Linked DNA regions of Homo sapiens: region 2 is linked to region 1. The links are chromatin loops, found by intact Hi-C in ENCODE. Cell type or tissue: chondrocyte. All regions are shown on one strand.

The links. Peaks named below come from ENCODE experiments on the same cell type or tissue, not always from the same donor. Only the 100,000 strongest peaks of a DNase experiment are listed, where the experiment ranks them.
Region 2: a loop joins it to region 1, with 2.2 times the contacts of the local background. A loop is called at or near these places in 8 of 110 quality-filtered maps.

What each region holds. Positions count from the first base shown.
Region 1 is chr4:43,761,032-43,769,031 of GRCh38, reverse strand. LOC124900848 (a long non-coding RNA gene) reads right to left here and starts at 5,537. Exons shown (of 2, transcript XR_007058445.1): 1 at 5,257-5,537; 2 at 2,599-4,570. RefSeq lists enhancers at 5,660-5,729, 5,800-5,929. In chondrocyte, no CTCF peak of the experiment used is centred here; no DNase peak of the experiment used is centred here.
Region 2 is chr4:43,129,142-43,137,141 of GRCh38, reverse strand. No RefSeq gene overlaps it. Among named protein-coding and RNA genes, the nearest start is that of GRXCR1, 240 kb to the right of the region's middle. RefSeq lists an enhancer at 6,431-7,024. In chondrocyte, CTCF peaks have their summits at 4,747 and 4,956 (motif pointing left); no DNase peak of the experiment used is centred here.

The DNA of each region.
Region 1 (8,000 bases):
TTGTGTCGATGACTTAGAGCTTTATGGAAGGTAGAATTTAAGATTGATAAACTAGGGTATCTGTCAGAAGAAATATCTTAGCAACAAAGCATTCAGGGTGCTGTGTGGTTTCCTTTAATTGTGTATATTAAAATGTAAGCAGATAGAAATGATTTAAAGACAGCTTATGATTAAAAGGGAAGCAGAACATAAAGATCTGGAAAACTCTCAGCCAGATCATGTAAAGAATAAATAAGTGTGTTCTAGATGGAATACCAAGAGTATGGCCAACCAACTGTTTGATAAAGAGATTACTATGGATACGAGGAAACCAGGTGCTATGCATTAAGACAATGGGAAAAAGACCCCCCAGTGCATTTTGGACATGTCTGAGGCTGCCCTTCCTATCACAGGCTCTGAGCCCTATTGCCTTGAGGGCAGAATTGTTTTGGAGATGGGCCCAGGGTATGCATGGGACCTCAGTGTTGTGGTCCAGTGTAACCTAGGGTCTTTGCTCCCCACATTCTGGCACAGTGCTTCTCAGCCATTATAGCTGTGGGTAGAGTAGGCCCAGGGCAGGCTTGAGCCACTGCTCCAGATGGTGCAAGTGGTGAGCCTTGGTGGCATCCAGTTGGTGCTAATTTTGCAGGTACACACCATGCAGGAGCTATGGAGGTATGGCTCCTCATAGATTTCAAAGGATGTCATAAAGAACCTTGGGGCACAAACAGACTTTTTTCAGGGGATGAAACACTGCAGAGATTCCCCACTAGGATAATGCCGAAGGGAGAAATGGGATCAGGGCCACCTCAAGACTCTGGAACTGTAGACGTACCAGCATGCCATGCCAGCCTGGAGAAGATGAAGGCACCTGACTCCAAACCACGAGAGCTGCTTTTTGGGCTAAGCCCAGCAAAGTCATAGGGGTTGGGTTTCCTGAGGACTTAGGGGGGTCCAGCTCACACCCCAGTGTGTCTGGAAGATGGCGTATAAAGTCAAAGATTATTCCCAAGCCTTATGATTTCATGTGCTGGCCCTGTTGTGTTTTGGGCTTACTTGGTACATGTTACTGCTTCCTTCTTGACTATTTCTTTACTTGGGAATGGGATGTCTATTTTATTCTTATCCACCATCACCTTTTGGAAGTATGTCACTTGTTTAATTTCATGGGCTCATAACTGGAGAGAATTTCCCTCAGGGTGAATTATGCTTTGAGTCTCACCGATATCTAATTTAGATAGGACTCTGGACTTCGGACTTATTAGTTGATGCCAGAACAATGTAAGACGTTAGAGGCTAATGGGATGGAATAAATGTATTTTGTATTTGAGAAAGATGTAAGTTTTGGGTGGTCAGGCCAGATTGCTGTAGTTTGAATGCCTCCTCCCAAGTTCATGTTGAGATTTAATTGCCATTGCAACTACATTAAGATGTGAGGTCTTTAAGATGTGATTAGACTACAAGCACTTCACCCTCATGAGTGGATTTAGTGCATTAATAAAAGGACTTTTCAGGTTGGTTTTTCTCTCTTGACCCTCTGCCTTCCTGCCATGTGAGAATCCAGCATTCCCCTGCCCTCCAGAGGATGCCACATGCAAGGCACCATCTTGGAATCAGAGAAAAGAGAAACTGGGCCCTAACCTAGGGATACCTTGACCTTGGACTTTCCAGCCTCCAGAACTGTTAAGTTAATAAGTTTCTGTTCCTTATAAATTACCAATAAGATACTTAATTTGTGGTGGCAGTATGTTAAGAAGTTTGAAGGAACTAGAATTTATGTCCTAGCTCCGTCTGATATGAATTGTGTGAATTTTTGCATGCATACACCTTCTCTACACCTTAGCTATGTCACTTATAACATGTAAATTGAGAATGAGGTTTCTGTAAAGAGTGAAGAAAATAATACTTGTACGATGTTTAATGGTGATTGGCAGATGTTAACTAGTCAATAAAATAAAAAACTGAATTTCAAAATTATAGATGAATTAATAAAAGGTTGAATTAAACACACTTTTTACATTGCACACAGCCTTTTCAGCAGCAGAGGCCATACTGAACCTGCAAATGCAACAGAGTTAAGAGGATCAGAGTATACATAAATTTTTCTTAAATAAGTAATTTTAAAGAGCAAAAGATGCCCAATTCACTGAGCATGCTAGTCACATGAATGCATTTGGAGTAGAAACAGGAATTGAGAAATCTCTGCAGGAAGTCCACAAAACTCAAGATAAAGTTTGCTTGTTTCTAGATTTGTTTGTTTTATTTTCACTTTTTGATTCCCCTTATTGTTTCCTGTGTTTGCTCTTTTATTAGATCATGGAACCATTTATTAACACAGGAAGAGATGAAGGAGAGAGAACTATGTGGTTCTTTACTTCCTAATCTTGCCCCATCAATATCAAGCCCTGATTTAAAACAACAGCAACAGCAAAAATAGAAAACAAAACCCATGACATAAATGAAATGTCTAAATAGCGGCTGTCAAGTCATACACCTTTCAAAAGGGAGTGTCATGAAGTATTCATTGACCAATATTTACAAAGCAGTTCATATTTGTTTTTAGAATCATGAAGAAAAATGACATATTAATATTAAAAGAAGACAACTACCAGAAAAGGGTATGTTTTTATTATATTTATTAGCATGAAGAACATTACTTTGACAAAATTCTTGGACATAAAGAATTAGACTGCCTGAGCAAAAGGGGGCCTAGACTTACAAATTATCTTGTATATTGTGACTATTATAATGACTATGAACCAGAAAATCCTCTTAGACACCCATTCCCCTCCCATATTTACATTACTATCCAAATTTAATCTTAAAAATAACACTGATTAGAAAGTGTGGAACCATTCATGGAGCAAAAATAAAATGTAGATGAAATCTTTGTTTTATATTGCAATGGAAATGTTCAGGTAATGAACAGACATTTATCAAAATCATCTGTTGACTGCTCAGTCTGGCTTAAGAATACTAAAGAGCTTTTCTTTTGCATGCAAATAAATATTTACACAGCTCAGTATTTATTAAAGATGGTTTATATTTTAATAGATGTTGGTGCGGCAATAGTGTTTGGGGGCTATTCTGACAAATGTCCTTTACTGTGAGTATAAATAAAGGTATAGATATAAACATGTAGATAGATACTTCCTTTTCCTCCTCCTTCTCTTTTTCTATCCTTCTGTCTTTTCCTCTCCACACTCTTAGTGAGATGGGGTGCAATTTGGGATTCTGAGAATTCTCTGAGGAGCAGAAGTCACCAAAATCTGACGGCCAAACCTCCTGGCAGATCAGATCAACCCAGGATGGAAATTACCCAGGTCAAAGCAGATTAGCTCAGCATAATAGACTCAGGTTTTGGTTTGTGACATAAGAACACTGCATGATTTGAACAGACAACTTCCCTTATACAGCTCGAGGGATTATGACCACAGGTGACAGAAATGTGGCAGAGAAAACAGTATCCCATTTCTGCTTACAATTAATTAAAAAAAAGTCAGTAATTAAGGTGGAAGTTCAACTTTTTTTTTTTTTTACAGAGTGTTCTGAATATTTACCTGTTTAGCATTGCAGTAAGCTTACATACAGATACACACACATTAATTAAATGTATCTAAATTTTAAAACATTAAAAATGATTCAAATAAATGGAAAGGCATATTATACCTCTAGGAAGAAAAATCAATATCATAAAGATATAAATTCTCCACAAATGGATCAATAGATTCAATGAACTGTTCATAATATAAAAGTTTAATATGATGTATAATAAGGAAAGAAACCCATATGTCTATCTACAGAAGGATAGGTTAATTAATTGTGGTATATTTGTAAAATGGAATATTATTGAGCTATGTCAATGAACAAACTTTTCACAAACATCAAATGGAAGATATTCAGTAAAATGGCAACTCCTATTAAAGATATTATATTGTATTATGTATACTGAAGATAATATTTATTAATTTTGATTCCTGCAGGGATATTTACCTGAGTAGAGCATTGTTAAAACTTAAATATTTTTCCACTGCTATTTCAGCATACACTGTACCACATTAATTTAAAATGATACTGTAGCAACAATTAGCTATGTTGAAAATGGCTGCTTTTCAACTCAGAAAAGGAAAAATAGACAAAAATTCTCATGAGAATTTTTATTTATACATAAATAATTCTGTCTTTATTACTCAATGTTATTGATTACTCAGGAGTAAAAACACAGTAGTAACAAATTTAGAACAGTTTGGAAATATATATTTGGCCTGAAAACATGCATACTACCATTTTAATTTTTAAGAGATTTTTTAAATATATATAAGGAAAAATGGCATGGTAAACCAATGTCCAAATGTAGAAGTAGGAGTAGCAACTTAAATAATTCTTAAGAGTAGAAAGCTGATAATAGTTGTCCTCAGTCTTCGTTTGCATATATAAGTAGCAATATTTCTTTTACTGTAGCTTTTCTTCCTTTTTTTTTTTGTATTTTATTGAGATCACCTTTCTCAAATCCTCTCTATGAAAATTTTAGGCCTTTGATGAAATGACCTTCATATTTGGGTGCCAAAGAACCAGAGGATTTCAAATGTTCCTGATAAAGACGAGTTAAGAAATATATTTTTATTCAGTATGCCCATCCATACTCACTTACATTCAACAAGGTATAAAATTAATACATCCACTATGTTATGTCTTAAAGGCAGTTTGAAAAACAGAACCAAGGATTTGAGTTTGGGAAACCTTTGCTAGTGCAAAGACTCATGGCAAGACAAGCACCAAATACACTTTAAAATATTTATTCAGATTTATTTGTACTTCACTCTGATCCCTCCCTGCCTCTCCACCCACCCTCTTACCTGTGTACAGATTTCTAACATTATCTTCTTGAATGTACAATAGTCTAATCTACAGTTTTTTTCTGTTGTAGATATAGCCACTCCAATCCATTTTCACAAGCAGCAAGTGACATTTGTAGAAGATAGAAACCAAAATCCTACTCTAAAAATAGATTATAATGTGGTTTCTTTCTGGCTTTATTTTCTGCTACTCCCCACATTCATCCTCTCCTCTAGACACACCATCTATTTATAGTTGCTAGATGAACACTTTAAATTATTTACCATAAGTATAGGTTAGGATTCAATCATGGAACCAGAACAACTGTGAGTGATATAAAATAAAACACATTATAAGGATTTATGCCTTACAAAATTCTGGGGAAAGTGGGTGAAGTAAAGTTCCAGGAGACGGTTGAAGCATCAGAGAAAAGTCACTTACCAAGGAGACAGCTAAGGAAAACTGGTGAAGAAATCTATGGAAGAAGTTGCCTCTGTATCTGCTGGTGAGGTAGAAGTTGCTTTGATCGGTAGATAAGCCATCAGGAAGAAAAGCTCTAAACGAAATAGAAAAAAAAAAAAAAGAAAAGAAAAGACAACCTAAAATCCTTGAGAATAAACTGGTATTCACAAAGACACATCAGAATATGCTTCAAACCCAAATGATACAGGTAATCTGCAGAAGAAGCTGGTGTCTTTCACCCCAGAGTTGCACACGTGTCTGACTCAGGACTTGGAAAAGCTGAAGGAAGCGATCTGACAGCAGGCAGAGGAGCTGTGGGTCTATGCACACCAGTGAGAGAAGCCCGTGAATCAGCAGCAAATGTGCCAAGGGTTGGCCATGCATGGAGGCTTGTACTAATCTTCTGTAATGACTGCTGTTCCTCTTGTACCTTCCAAATCTCACTTAAAGCTCTTTGTGCCAAATCCTAATTATACAGGGAAAGTAGTTCTAGAAAATTCCGTGCCTGCTTGGCTAAAATCTTATAGTAAAAAACCACCACATTCTATTTATGTGTATTCCCTCCTCTGCCTGGAGAGTCCCTTCACCTCAGTGTTACCACCTAATCTAGATAGTATCTCCTCCCCCACAGAGAATTCTCTTTTAAATACACAATTTGTTTTAAATATCTCTCCTCTCATACTTCCTAACTAATGTTGCTAATGGCTATTATAATAATATATTATAAACCATAATTATTATAACATATCATATAATAATGTCTAAATATTATATTTTCTTCATTTTACATTTATGAATTTTCTAATTTTACTAACTTAAATTTCACTCCTTTAAACTTGTGTTTAAGTGTTTAATATTATTAAAAACTATTTGTGGAGGAAATAAATGAATACTATTTATCACATCCTACCCTATATATCGAATTATTTATCTGCCATCCCAACTGTATTATATGCTTCTTGAGGACAGGACTGAGTGGTCTTTTGGTGTCTCTCTATCCTCAGCACTTACTAAATGCCAGAAACATTTTATATGTTCAACCAATTTGGTTCAACATATGATTTTATATACATCACTATCTTCCTTTCTAGCAGTCAAAAAGGAGTCTTTCTTGACAGTTTTTGTATATTTGTCACAAGTTCATATTAATTGGCCACATAGTCAGAGGGCACCTAATAAGTGCTGCAAAATGTTATATTTAAATCGATATGTGTTTTTTTACGTATACCTGTATGTATACCTGACAATTCAGGATGTCTGATGTGTTCATGAGTGGATAGATACTTCATGAATAGGACAAGAAATTTTAATGTATTCATAATATTACTTGTCAGAAAGCCAAGTCATTGATCATCTTTATAATTCTCACAATGAATGACTCTAACTCATGCATACAGGCCGTCGATACTTGCTGTCACAATATAAGAATTAATTTCAGTTAAATGTTCACAGATAAATTAGAACACTTTTGCTGTTTGGATATCTGCTTTGCCTCATCACTTTTATGACTTCTCTTATCTTTCTGTTAGGCTTATAAGCTCTCTGTCTACAAATTTGACTGAGTAAGACACACCATTTGAGATATACATGTTCACATCTTACAGAAAAAAATCGTTAAACTACTCACCAGTTGAATGTAATTTAGTTCCATGCCAGTTTACTAGGCAACACATTTATTCAGCCTAATGCACTGTGTTCTGATTTCTAACAACAGAAGCCAGCTGATTTTCACAGTGAAAAACAATTTACAGATAAAAATCAATCTGTTTTACTTGACTGGATGGCAAACACCTTACAAATATTTACTTTAGCTGTTTTTTTGTTTTTTTTTTTCCTAAAGCAAAACGCTTTTAAAAATTTCAATTTGATTCGTTTTGTAAAACATTTTGGAGTTGTCCTCCTTCTCTTATTCTCTTTTCTCAGGAATTCCTTGCCCATTTTTACACTTATCATGCTCCCTTATTATTTTAATTTTTTTCTGCTTACACATCTTCAATCAAAAATCTTATTTAGGGCCAGGCATGATGGCTCACACCTGTAATCCCAGCACTTTGGGAGGCTGAAGCAGGTGGATCACTTGAGGTCAGGAGTTCAAGACCAGCCTGGCCAAAATGGTGAAACCCCGTCTCTACTAAAAATACAAAAAAATTAGCCAGATGTGGTAGTGCACTCCTGTAATACCAGATACTCTGGAGGCTGAGGCAGGAGAATTGCTTGAACCCTGGAGATGAAGGTTGCAGTGGGCCGAGATCATGCCACTGCACTCCAGCCTGGGCAACAGAGTGAGACTCCACATCTCAAAAAAAAAAAAAAATCTTAAAACCTTTTAGGGAGAGTCTTATACAACTTCCACTTCTGATTATGACAGATTATATTTTACCAGACCAATCTGTCTGTGAAAGCAACAACTGTAGATGATGTGTGAATTACAAAAACAAAAACAACAAAATTGCTCCTTAAAGCCATCAGAGAATATTCAGTAAAATCAAAATGTGAGTGGCCAAACTCCAGAACAGAAATGGTTTGATTCACTGGATAAGACATTGACTGACTCTTTATTGATGCAGAATCCATTTGAATAGAAAGTAGGGGGTCAGCGTGTTTTCAGCCTCCCAGGACTAAGAGACAAAAACTGAAGTTCTGGGCTACCAAGGCAGCTAGGAATTGGGAAACTAGGATTCTGGAGAATAGGAAACCATATGCATTTTGTCCATTTTTCTCTT
Region 2 (8,000 bases), 630 kb after region 1:
AGGGAAGGGAAGGCAAGGGAAGGGAAGGGAAGGGAAGGGAAGGGAAGGGAAGGGAAGGGAAGGGAAGGGAAGGGAAGGGAAGGGAAAGGAAAGGAAAGAAAGAAAAGAGAGGAAAGAAAAGAAAAAGTGAGTTAGTCAGACAAACCCTCAAAACTTAACCCAGTGATTTCTAGTCAGAGAGGTCCCTATTATCAATGAAGGGCTGAATTCAACATTTCAAAAAAGCCAAAGCTTGTCTTAGGTAAAACCTCACAGGTTAAGTAAAATAATGAGTTTTGCTGTCTTTTGTCTTGCTTTGGCTAAAATGATGACAGCTCAATGTGATGCCACTAGTTATCTTTGAATAATCAGAAGTTCTTAATTGTGATTTTATATACCTGAATAATAACGATGTGACAGCTAATTATTTGCACATGATAAGAACAATGTGGCAAATACTCTAATCTTAATGTTTATAGAAAAAAATCAATAAAAAGGAGTTATTGGGGTTGAAAGTTAGGCAATGACTGGCTTCATACTGTAACATCGGAAAAGGAGGCTCTGCTTAACTCTGGGGCTCCTTGCTGCAGACTCTGCCACATGCCTCAAGGACACTTCACAATGCAGGGCAGCCACCTCCCTATGGATACTTAGTCCTCAAAGACCCCAGGAATCAGCCACAAGAGCCTTCCATTTGAATGCACACCATTGCTTGCTTCAGTCCCATGGATGAGAGGTCTATGGTATGGAAGACTGAAATAGTGAGACCAAAATTCTATACTTATCAACTGTAAATTTCAGAATCCAGTTCATAGACCAGCTCTGCTGTGTGACTCAACGTGTTGAATTTTCCCTTCTGGGCTCCCCACATCAACATTTTACCGCCTATAACCGAATGTGACTAAATTCTCTGTTACACTGTGTACCTTGGTTGTGAAATTAGCTTCACTCTCTTAATAATTCTCATTTTATGTGAGTAGCCTTTGATACAGGACTGCTGTGCATCATCAGTTGGTAATGTCTGCAAGTGTCAGAGGTAAGATTTCACTCACAGTCCTACTGGGGGCCAATACGTGCCATTGTTGGTGTCAATAAAAGACACAGTCTCTGAAAACCTCTAATACTGACCACTCTTTCCCAGGGCTGTTTTCCGTGAAGGTCACAATTCAGATGTCTTAGGTATAGCCTGTGATTTCCAACTTGAGTACATCCCTGATGCCAGGCAGAACTTTAGTAACAGGCTCTGGTTAAATGGGTTAGATCCTAGATAGTTTATATATATTTATTGATCTATCATTGATCTATCTAACTAGATGTAGATAGATGGATAGATAGGTGATAAATAATAGATAGATAGAAAAAGAAATATATACATGAATACGGTACAAAAATACACTTTAGTATGGCATTCTTAAGTATTTTACTTACTTTTAATGCCTTTTCCTCAGGGAAAAGGTTTACTTTTCTCTTTTTAATATACATGTTTATAGTGCTACATATATCTGAGAAAAATAGTTGCTGAGTTTTAAAACCAACTAGACTATCTGAAAATACTAATTTCCAAAACATCAAGTAAAAATCCTGAGTGTTGGAGTGAAGGGACATAGGTTCTGGTGTTGGTCCATCTGTCACTTACCTAAGGGATCTTCACCAGCAATTCATGTGTCAGGATTTCAGTTTTCTAATCGGTAAAGCAAGGAGACTGAGAGCCCTTCTCAGACCACCCTGCTTCCTTTCCACCTCCAATTCATAGTCTATATCAACAACCTGCTCCCTCCACTGACCTTTCATATTTATGATTAACACAACTTGTAATTACTTATTTACTCACTAGATTTTATAACTTATGCATCAATTTGTATACTAGGAGCTCAGGAAATACTTGTTGGCTGAATGGGAGAATTAAGTTGATTCCAGTTTTAATATCTTGTGCATTTAGTAGGTAAGGTCAGGATCCAAGCTAGGCTCTCACTGAGCCAATAATCCCACTGAGCATTTAGTTGGAGCTTGTGGTGACAACCATAGTACTGCATTCCAAAGCCATAGGCAGTTTTAGCAGGAAAGCGTAGTGTTTCCTGATGGAAGTACTGTCAAATGAAGCCTTTGAGTGAGAATGGCAGATAATTCCTTTAGGACATCTTGGGAACCACATAATCTCAAATGCTACTTATGGATTTAACTCGACATCCTCCTGAAGCTGACTCCCAGACCTTATAGGTCAAAGTCTCTTTGTGGCTTTAAAAACAGTACTGGATTTGGAACAATGAGGCCTGGGCTTGAGATCTCTCTCTGCTGCTTTTAAGCTGTGTAGCTGTGAAAAATAACTGAACTAAATTTCAAATCTAATTATTCATTTGTGAAAATCAGATTGCATCTACCTACCTACATACGCTATAACTCAAAATTACTTTGGGTCATAAGGAAGTTAGCTCTACCAAATAATATAGTATGTATGAAACACACTAAATGCCATTGAATTTTAATATTTAGATTCACCTTTAGGAGAATTCATCTTTAGAAACTTCAGGTTGTCATAGTTTTTTAAGGTTAACATAAAAATGCAAGAGATGATTACTGCTTTTGTAAGAAAAACTGCGGAAATTATTACTAATGACAATTATCCAAAATATTAAAACTATTTACAGAATCACCTAAAGAGTTACAGTAATTAATTAGTTAACATGACTTCATTTTAAAAGAAGAATAAATCTTCGTCAAAGGCTAAAATGACTATAGGAAAAATGTGATTTTAAAACAAGGCTGAAACTCTTAAACTGCACTAATAGTTCGTAATTAATAGTTGAATTTGAGTATCAATATGATCACAAAGTAACAACAATCAAAAAGTTCAGAAAATAAACTAGAGTCCATTTCTGCAATGCAGCAATAACAACTACTGATAATAATAATGGCAAGTGCAATACTAGCAGCCAACATGCGTTGATAGGTTACCAAATACCAAAACTGTGTTCCCATGTATTATATCTCTTTTAAAATTTCCTAAACAACCCTAGAAAGTTAAGCTCTGATAATACTTGCATTTTGCAGATGAAGAAACTGAGTTTCAGAGAAGTTGAGTAACTTGTCCAAGCCATAGTCATTAAACTTTAGAGCTGGAATAAGACCTTAGGCAGTGGGATTCCAAAGCACTAAGAAAGGAGATACAAATTACTTACATAACTGAAGATTGCAGCACTTCCATATAGAAGCCTAAGCATTCTTCTTCGATTTACCTGCATGTCTGAGATGCCATTTATTGACACGACTCACTTGCTGAACATTCAGGCATTAATTACAATGATAACAAATGCCCAATCCAATAAAACTGCTGTTAGTCACTGTTCTACTGCTGAGACACATATGGACAAACAGTGTGTGGTGGAAATTTTTACTCAAGTCAAACAGGAAACCAGGTATCAACTATAAGGAAGACGTGACTTAAGGATAAGCGTCTTTGTTAGCCCAGGATAGCTTCACTACCTCACTGGTGCTCGTAGGCACTCAGCAAGCCGCTTTTAGCTGATCACTACATCCCTATGGGGATATTAATTTATTATTTGAGTCACACAATTAAAAATGACTTACAATTATTTTCTCATTTCTTTCTGGGATGTTATTTTAAAATCATAATTACAAAATTAAGTAATTTGCATTTTTTCTCATTCTTTCTTTCAATGAAGTATTTCCACCCCGTTTTTAGACTTGTTGTCAATTCTCTCATTTATATACCTTGCATTCCTATTCACTTATGTTTTAAGGATCTCTCTAAGGTTAAAAGTCAATACAGAAACTAAAATCTGAAATAAGTAAACTTTTCACATTTAGCCAATAATTTTTATGTGTCAATCATTTTCTAATATGTTAAAGTCAATATATGCAACTGGTTTTCCAACTATTTACAAAATATAACTGAATGTTTCCTTTGGTAGATAATTCAGCATTTTATAAGACCCTAAAATGATTACTATAAATAAAAAGAAGAGATACTACTTTATTTTTTCTATTTCATTATTAGAGATAAACTGACTTCATCAAGGTCACATACTTGTTAAGGAAGATTACCAGGGCTGGAAGGTAGATCTGATATAAATTCCCCTATAGCCTTGCTACTCGGCGTAATATGAAAATTTACAGCATTGCCATCATCAGGGAGCTTGTTAGGAATGCAGAATCTCAGGTCCCACTCAGATGTACTGAATTAAAACCCACATTTTACAACATCCTTAAGTGACTTGCATCTTGTCTAAGTTCAAGGAGAACTGCCACTGCTCTGTAACATACTGCCAATTATCTCAATTATCCATTCACAAAATAATGTGGCCCTTGGCAGATGTACTCATATAGAACTTGAGAGAAATTCAGGAAAACTGAGGGCGAGACTTTCTTTTTCCTTTTTTTTTTTTTGAGACGGAGTCTCGCTCTGTTGCCCAGGCTAGAGTGCAGTGGCGCAAGCTCAGCTCAATGCAACCTCCGCCTCGTGGGTTCAAGTGATTATCCTGCCTCAGCCTCCTGAGTAGCTGGGATTACAGACGCGAGCCACCATATCCGGCTAATTTTTGTATTTTTAGTAGAGATGGGGTTTCACCATGTTGGTCAGGCTGGTCTCTAACTCCTGACCCCGTGATCCGCCCACCTCGGCCTCCCAAAGTGCTGGGATTGCAGGCGTGAGCCACCGCACCCTGCCAGGACTAGACATTTTTTAAAACTTATGTTGAGTAATTTCAAATAAATCTTTTTATTATCAGGCACTTTTCTTTAGAAATAAGCCATGAATATGTTTGTAATTGCTAATATAAATTGATACCTACATAGGCATCTGTTTAATACATATATACTAAAAGAATGACGTATTTCAGATCTTTATTGGACTGCACGTTTTTTCATCCCTGGAGCCCTGGAGAGGAGAGCAGTACATCCGCATAACCCATGAAACTCAACTTTTACCATGCACATTATTACCTATTGGAAGCTCACCAGCGCCACCTGCTGAAGCTGCCGTAGAAAAAGCTAGCAAAGTGTTTTGCACTTTTGTTTTCTTATCAAGGTAGTTTCGTTATAATTTTACTGTTTAGCATTGACATTTTTCCCCAATCCTTGAATTTTCTCCATCCCATCCAACATTTCTCCTTTGTTTATGAGGCCCTAATAGAGTATCTATACTTTAGCCTACACAACCACACTCAAAATATTTTAAAAGCAGCTTCAGAATATATGAAGTAGTTTATATTACTGTATTCTTTGCATAGATTTATAATTGCCAGGACAAATGTTCTAATTTACGACTCAAAAAGTAATATCAATGTACTGGGCCCAGCCTAGTGACCCATGCAGAAGGCCTTACACTTGTGTTCAAAGAACAAATATTTGAGGCCCATTAGTTATGGGAAATTCCTATCTTTAGTCTCCTTCATTGGTTGTCTGTGTATGTTTGTACGAAATGGCTGCTCTCTCTTTTGCCTTTAATAAAAGTTAACATCACCGTACATGAGTATCTTTCCATCTCACAAAGCAAATTTTCTTTAACCCCTATTTTCTTTCCTCACCCTGATTAATTCACTCCCAGAAAAATCTCTGGTCCCTTTCTCATATTATTAAAAATAAAACTGGCTTCTAAAAAGGCAACTGTTCAGAAACTCCTGGAAACATTTAAAGCTAGTTCCAAATGATCTATCAAAATATAATTAGTTGGAAGGATCTCGAGCTCAAAATCTCTCCTAGTTAACAAAGTTAGTTTTTGTCACTTTTGTTGTTGTTAATGATGATTGATTATAGCACCTTTAAAAGTGATTCCATTAAAGTAATGTAATTGCTACCCTAAGTACTTCGCCTCTGGAATGCTGTGTGACATCCTACTGAAAGGGAATGCAAAATATCCCTTAAGTTTAGAGGTACACAGAAGAAAATCCCTGTGTCTCATCTTTTAACAACTTAAGCCCTTATGGAGAAAGAATGTTACTTCCACATTAGTGAAATTTAAAAGGATGAATTGAAAGAAAAATAAAGTACATTCTCTGAAAAATATATGCCTTCAAATCTTAAAGTGCCAATTCAATATGTTAAGAATTGGCTAACATAAAATGTTCAGAAGAAATGAGAGCAAGGGGAAATTGACTCTGTCACCCAGACTGGAGTGCAACGGCACAATCTCGGCTCACTGCAACCTCTGCCTTCTGGGTTCAAGCGATCTTCCCTCCTCAGCCTCTGGAGTACCTGGCATTTCAGGCACCTGCCATCATGCCTAGCTAATTTTTCTATTTTTGTAGAGACAGATTTCACCATGTTGGCCAGGCCGATTTCGAACTTCTGACCTCAGGTGATCTACCCACCTCAGCCTCTCGTAGCACTGGGATTACAGGCGTGAGCCACTGCACCTGGCCGGGAAATTGACTTTTAAAAGATTCTCAGATAAGAATTTACATGAAATCACTTCCACTTTGCTTTTCATATTGAGTTTGGTTACCATAATAAAAAAAAATAGGCATACCACCTGGATTTGATCTATTTTGAAAAAAAGTGCTTTACATTATTTTGCATTTTCAAAGAATAATTACGCCAGACAGAGTTTGACAGGCAAGGAAGACTTTACCCAAGACTATTGTAAAAGGGGAGAGAGATTGAATTCTATTCCACTGAAACAAAAGATGGGTGGGTTTTTAATCATGGGGGGTCGCCAGCAGCAAAGTGCTGGAGGACATTAGCAGAGAGGTTGCTCAATGTGATTAGGCTCAAGGTGTTTGTTTATGAAGGTCTTACCCTACCACAGAGACTGGAAGATAGGGAAGCTGTTCCTCTTGATGACTACATCTCAATGGGATAGATTCTAGGTCTTCGAGAAAGGTAATTTCTGCGTTGTAAAACAGGCAAGAGGCTAGAGGATAATTTACATACATTTCAAAGGGACAGAGAAAGGATTTACAATTACAAGTTTTCTAAAACAAATTCTCTAAGCAAAAGGAGGTCAGGTGCCTACAGTCAGGAAGAAACCTGTGCAAAGTCTAGTCAAGGTAAGAGGATTAAGGCTGCCTTGGTTAGCATCCAATTATTATATCAGAAGGGTGTTATTTTCTGAATTCACTGGATGTGAAAAAGAAGTAAAAAATCTAGATTTTCTTTACTGATTTATAAACTATCTCTAAAAGTAATCTACAAAGAGAAATTCTTAACCTATAGCTACTTTATTAAAATAATTGAATAACCTCACAATAAGAGGGCTTTGAAAGGCAACACTCAATTGAATATGTTAGTTTTTGTTGGTTAGTCAAAGTCTATTCACCTAGTGTTATAAGAGATTCTATCCTTTGCCATTGGGTAACTCATTTTTTTTTTCTTAAATTTCAGAGATTCTATTTTATTTCTTTACTTTTAAGAAATTCATTTTGAAATTGTATTAGGTATTGCCATAAAATAATTGCACTAAAACCATTGCCACACTATTTTCCATAAAGTGTGGCTGAGCCATTTTACATTCCCACCAACAGTGTACAGAGGTTCACTTTCCTCCACATTCCCACTAGTATTTATCTTTTTTGTAGTGGTTGTTTACAATAACCATCCTAGCAGGTGCAAAGTGACATCTCATTGCAGTTTTGATTTGCATTTCCTTATGATTAGTGATGTTGAGCACCTTTCATAAACCTTTTGGCCATTTGTATGTCTCTATTAGAGAATTACTTATTCACGTATTTGGCCCATTTTTAATCAAGGTATTTGTTGGGTTGTGGGGTCTTTTTGTTTTTTGTTTGTTTTTTGTTTTTGAAATTGAGCTGGAGTTCCTTACATTTTTTGAATATTAACTTTTCATCAGATACATTGTTTAGAAATATTTTCGCTCCATGTATACCTATGTAACAAACCTTCACATTCTGCACATGTATCCCAAAACTTAAAGTATAATTTTAAAAAAAGACAATATAAACATATTTATTATGTTTGTAACACTTTTCTTATCCCATGTTTTAAAAGGCAACTGTATAAGGCAACAATTAAAAACTGTGCTTATTTATTCACAATAGCAAAGGATG